2 separate regions of the Mus musculus genome follow, and region 1 is linked to region 2. The links are chromatin loops, found by intact Hi-C in ENCODE. Cell type or tissue: heart. All regions are shown on one strand. Links, peaks and the distances in the headings refer to the core of each region. The heading gives the core; the rest is flanking DNA. Region 1 overlaps H3f3a (H3.3 histone A). Region 2 holds the start of Ephx1 (epoxide hydrolase 1, microsomal).

The links. Peaks named below come from ENCODE experiments on the same cell type or tissue, not always from the same donor. Only the 100,000 strongest peaks of a DNase experiment are listed, where the experiment ranks them.
Region 1: a loop joins it to region 2, with 4 times the contacts of the local background. A loop is called at or near these places in 1 of 42 quality-filtered maps.

What each region holds. Positions count from the first base shown.
Region 1 is chr1:180,810,482-180,813,282 of GRCm38, forward strand. H3f3a (H3.3 histone A) reads right to left here. Exons shown (of 4, transcript NM_008210.5): 2 at 1,318-1,468. The coding sequence starts at 1,445. Among named protein-coding and RNA genes, the nearest start is that of H3f3a, 1.7 kb to the right of the region's middle. In heart, for the core only: CTCF peaks have their summits at 623 (motif pointing left), 1,307 (motif pointing right) and 1,526; DNase peaks (open chromatin) are centred at 1,382 and 2,160; H3K4me3 peaks cover 2,420 bases; H3K27ac peaks cover 1,110 bases.
Region 2 is chr1:181,014,923-181,017,723 of GRCm38, forward strand. It overlaps Ephx1 (epoxide hydrolase 1, microsomal), which reads right to left and starts at 2,647. Exons shown (of 9, transcript NM_010145.3): 1 at 2,505-2,647. In heart, for the core only: no CTCF peak of the experiment used is centred there; DNase peaks (open chromatin) are centred at 809, 1,759 and 2,609; H3K4me3 peaks cover 1,351 bases; H3K27ac peaks cover 2,289 bases.

The DNA.
Region 1 (2,801 bases), core at 101-2,600, 200 kb before region 2:
CCATATATTCATTTTCACTTTCATGCACACACAGCCCATCAATCTGTGCTAAGACCTGAGACTTTGAGCTGGTTGTGGTATTCACACTTGTACCAGAGCTCAGGGTGCAAAGGCATGAGGTGTGACATAAGCCTCAGGTACATACTAAGTCCCAGGCAAGCCTGGGTTACATGAGCCCTGCCTTCTAAACATACAAAACGTGGGAACACATTAGCTCTTAGGCTGTTGGTAGAGGCTGCCTAGTCTCTTCTGAGGTCAGCATCACTTTCCTTTGGCCCATCTAAGACTTACATAATTCAACAATTCACTTCAGTGGGTCTTATCTCCCAGCATTCTAGCATCAGTCATAACTACATTTGAAAACTTGTTTGTGGTTTTTTTTCTTAATAAAAAAAATTTCTGCTCCCCACCCCCCAGGCAGGGTTTCTATGGATAGCCCTGGGTGGCCTCAAATTCAGAGACCTGCCTGCCTGCTGCATTTAAATGCCCCACCACTGCCCAGCCAAAAAAATGTTTTAAGTTACTGCCTATAGAATTATTTTCTAATTCTGACTTATTTCTTCTACTCTTGAGCTTTTCACTGTAAAATCTGTCTATGTAAATTTGGGCAACTTGTGCCCTCTAATGGCTGATGTCTTTAACAACACTGGTTATATCTAAATGAGGTAGGGAAAAACCCACCAAGTAAATATGACCATTGGGAACTTTACTGGTCTCCCTATCATAAGTCGTTACTTTACCACAAATGAGGAGCTGCCTAAAAGTGTATGACTTCACTAGTTAAAAAAAAGAAAAGAAGAGCCGGGCGTGGTGGCGCACGCCTTTAATCCCAGCACTCGGGAGGCAGGGGCAGGCGAATTTCTGAGTTCTAGGCCAGCCTAGTGAGTTCCAGGACAGCCTGGGCTACGCAGAGAAACCCTGTCTCGAAAAACCAAAAAAAAAAAAAAAGAAAAAGAAAAAGAAAAGAAAAGAAAAAAAAGAAAAAGGGCCATATAAAAAAATATTAACGTGTCCTATTACTAGTTGACTATACTAGAGGGCTGGAGAGATTGCTCAGCAGTTAAGAGCACTAGTTGACTATACTATGACTTTTTAGGCTTTTAGATCAGATTACAGCTTCAAAATGTAATGTTATCTATCAAACTGAATACTAAGATACATGTGTTCACAAACATATGCATACATATTCAAGTAGTAATAATCATTCAAAAGAGAGAAACATCTTTTCCCCATAGCAAAAAGTATGACTATCTTCCTGTTAAATTACACGGACATACTGCTTAGACACTATCCCACTGCTCGACGTTTTAGAAATACCTGTAACGATGAGGTTTCTTCACCCCTCCAGTAGAGGGCGCACTCTTGCGAGCGGCTTTTGTAGCCAGTTGTTTCCTGGGTGCTTTACCACCGGTGGATTTGCGGGCAGTCTGCTTTGTACGAGCCATGGTAAGGACACCTCCTTACTTACCTATCAGTGTTTAAAAAACAAAAAATATCGGATTCAACTAAAACATAACAGTATTCCTGCCAGAACCCCCCCCCCCCAAATCTGGAAATTAATCAGTATGGGGGAGGGGGGGGGACTGTTATATAATTAGTTTGGAAGGGCGCGGATTACATCTATCGCCCAAACATGATTTAAAACAAACTAGAAAATTGTCAGCATTTATACTTTATAAAGCTATTTCCGAGCGATAAAACAGCCAAAACCAGAGAGACGCCCCCCACCATGGCTTTCGATCCAATTCATTTAATTAAAGTAGAAATTAGAAACGTCTGCAAACATTCGATCACAAACAAGTCAAATGAACGAAGCCACAAACACAGAAAGGTCGAGTCAAATTACAGCCAAAAAAAAAAAAAAGAAAAAGAAAAAAAAGAAAGAAAAAGGTTTCAGCGCCCCCCCCCCGCTCGGTTTGCTGCCCCCCTCTCGCGCCTGGCAGTTGGGTTGCTGTAAATATCTAAAAACATTCTTGAGGTTTGTTTCTTTATAGTTATGTTGACAAAAAGGCGTCTCGAAATGCAAGAACAACAGCCATCGCCAGTGAGCATTCCACAAAGCCCGTCCCCCTCCCGGGCTTCGCTATGGAAGCCGACTGCCCCGCACCCAGGCTTAATTAGCGCTCGACACCGGCCGCCCGGCCCACCCAGCACCACATAAACTTTTGGTTCTGCCTCCCCTGGGTCCCTAGGTTCGGGGTACCGGACCTGCCCGTCTCGGTCCCCGCACCCCGCGCTGGCAACGAGCGACTCGGCTCCCGAAGACTAGCACAAAATGGAAACAATTGGAAACGTATCCGATTCCCTTCCAGAGAGACAAACAGCAAATCGTTCGAAAATACCCCATCCCCTGCCACGTGCCGCTCTCCAAAAATGCAAAAGTTCTTTTTTTTTGTTTTCTGCATTTCATAAGCATCGTTTCTTTTTCTCCAAAAAAGGCAAAAAAATGTTCTTAAAATTTTTTCCTTCCATTTTAAAATGGGGAAGAGAGAAACGGGGGGAAAAAAAATATGGTCGGTGACCAGAGAAGAGAGACAAGATGGTGAAGCTCAGGCACAACTGTGGAGAGGCAGCAAAAAGCGAGTTAGCCCGGGGTGGAAAGCGGCGGCGATTTTACCCCCTTTGCGCCCGAAAAACTGGGGCCTGGGACCCGGAGGCGGCAGTTAAGAGGCTCGCGCGGGACATGGTGAAGGTCTGGGGTCCCGGGAAGGGGCAGCGGGAGGGATTTCACCGAAGAAAGAGGAGCCCGCGGCGCCGGAGGGAGACAGGCTCGACGCCGCGGCGGTGCCACTGCTGGGCTG
Region 2 (2,801 bases), core at 257-2,756:
AGAATCTGAGCAGAAGAGCCAAAGAGACACCCACACTGCATCACTGCGCCTCAGCCTCTGCACTGCTAGAGGCAGCAAAGACTCCACCTTCTTAAGCACAAATAAGGCTTGTTTGTCAGTTGGTCAAGAGGAGTTTTCTGTAAAGACATTTTAGTAACACAGCTGAAACAACACTGTCCCCCTAAAGTGAACCCCTCAGCCTTGGAAGAGCGCATAGGTGTGGCTCTGCACCGTGGCTTGGCTCCACAGGAAAGTGAGGATGGCCAAGTAGCAGTCAAGGGAAGGCAGGCACTGGGCCAGGAGTCAGATGTCACCCCAGGCCTGTAATGGTGGAAGGAGCACGCTAGACACTCTGAGAGGGAAAACAGTTGCTCTCTGGGGAGAAAGCATGAACTGTGGTTTTCCTCAGTAAATCAATAAGCCCTGGTAGCAGGGCACTTTGCTCCTTTGAACCAGTTTGTGAAATTGATTATGTCTGAGGATGGAGAGCCAGACGCCTCCCCCCCCCCCCCATTCCCTGGGCACCACCATGCAGGAGAAGGTTCCTGGCTGAGGCTGGGCTCCCTCTTGGACATCCTTTCCCAGTCTTATCAACACAGCTCCCTGGTGACTCCACCATGATACTAGCTTGGCCTGAAGACCCCCTGCAGGTAACCCCAAAAGGCCAGTGGCACTGACTAGTGGCTCTCCTGCCTCCAATCTTATTCTCTGTTGTCCCTCATCCCTCCAGCCAGGCTGTGTTCCCATACTCTGAGGTCTTAAAACAAGAACCAGGAAGTGGAACTTGGGCCTCTGCCCTTCAAATACTTGATCCAGGGCCAGGATCCCAGGGGAAACAAAAAACAAAAAGGGTGGAGGCACCAGATCAGTAGGGCTATGCCTGGGCATGCTGGAGCTGCTGGGCATGGAGGAGAGACACTACTCATCCTTACAGGGCTTTTTGTGGGTACCACTGTGCTCTAGTTGGGCTCTGGGCAGAAACTGGACCCCAGGGGTCTGGTGGAGGCTCTCACCCTTTCACTAAAAATCCCTCCCTCTGTTCCCCATGCATTTCCCTCTCAGTTCATCTGGGCAGCAGGTGTGTAAGGCACAGCCAAAGGCTGGTGCAGTCACACCAGATAACATGGGGATTAGGGATGGTGCTGAAGGTCACCCAGCTGACTCCAGGAGCACCCGAGGGTCTAGGGAAATCTTGTTTTCTTGGTCGGAGGGGCAGCTGAAAGCTTGGAGCCTCCTCACTGACTCTGGTCTCTCTTCCAGAGGGCAACTGAGGACATAAAAGCCACCCACAGCAGGCGCACCTCTGCCTCAGGGCCTTTGCATGTTCTCCTCAGCCTTGTGCAGCTGGATACTGAGTAGTGAGGCGCACTCCTGACCCTCCTGACCCTCTGGAGTGTGAAAGTGTGGCCTCTTCCTCTCTAGTCAACAGTCCTGCTCCCTCTTTATGACCTCCTATTTCCTACAGCTCACAAATATAATTTATATTTTACAAAGATATGTTTATTTATTATGTGGTGTTGGGGATCTGACCCAGGACCTTGAATTTTGTTTGTTGTCTGCATTCAAAAGCTCCCAGAGCCCATGAGAACACATTCCCTGCTATCCCCAGGGTGGGTGGGTGGGGGGCAGTGTCTGAACAGTCAGTCCGTGTCGTTGAGCACGGTTGCACTGAACATACTTCTTTAGGGACACAGGAAGCCCTCACGTGGCCCGCCTGGTGTGGGTATTAGGGAATGGAAAGTCTTTGCTGAACACGCCCACGTTTTTGTTCCACCCTTCCCCCCAGCCCCCTCAGCTTCAAGTCTTGTGTGAAGTCAGACCACGCACAGCCAGTGAAAGCCTCCACTTGAGGGAGGAAGTCACTGTCACAGTAAAAACAATGTGAGCCTCTGGGGCTCTGCGACTTTAAAAAAAAGATCAGGCCGAAATCGGAGGCAGAGAAGCAAATGTCGCAGATGTCCATCTCTACAATCCTGCCAGCAGCACAGAATGCCAGCAAAGGCACAGCCCTACTGTCAACGCGCATGCATACATACCGGATCCCTCCACCTCCCTCCTGATCCCGCCAACCAGATGCCAGAAAGGCTATCCAGACTTCTGGCCGCCGGAAGTTTAAATGACGGGAGGTGCAGACTGGAGAAGTTAAAATTAAGAGTCACTTGGACGGCGCCCTCAGCTACCTGGATTGGCTCAGGTGCCTGGGCAAGTAGCAAGCCTGGAACCCAAGGGACAAACATGCATGGGGGGGCGGGCGGGCGGGGAAACCAGGGGGCTGAGGAGCCAGCATCGCTGTCAGGCGCAGCACCCACCCCTTGCTTCCGAAGCGCAAGCAAGGGGTTGACGCCCCTGGAAGAGGATGGAGCATCAGATGCAGGACTAAGAAGCATGGCCTATTGCACGCCTGGATCGGTCTTAGGATAAGGGGAAGCGCATTTAGCTGCGGGAGATACGCGAAGCCCTCGCAACTCTCACGCTGGAGTGCCGCTGCTGTCCCCGGAGCTTACTGTCAGGGTCGCTCTCGGGTTCCTACTCCCGCGGCGGCTGGTGTGCAGTTCCTCCACTCTCAAACTCCTCTTGAGCCTCTTTGCCTGCTGCTGAGCTGGTGACACCAGCTGCCTGTTAGCCCCGCCCCCACTAGCCCCGCCCAGGCCTTGGCCCCACCCCCGAGTTGGCTGGTTGGCCAAGGCTAGCTGAGCATCTAGCTAAGGTGTTTCACCTATTCTGGCAAAGTCTGCTGTTCTGAACAGGGTATTGGCAGTTTAAACTCTGCAGTCTGTGGACTCTACACACAAGAGCCCAAG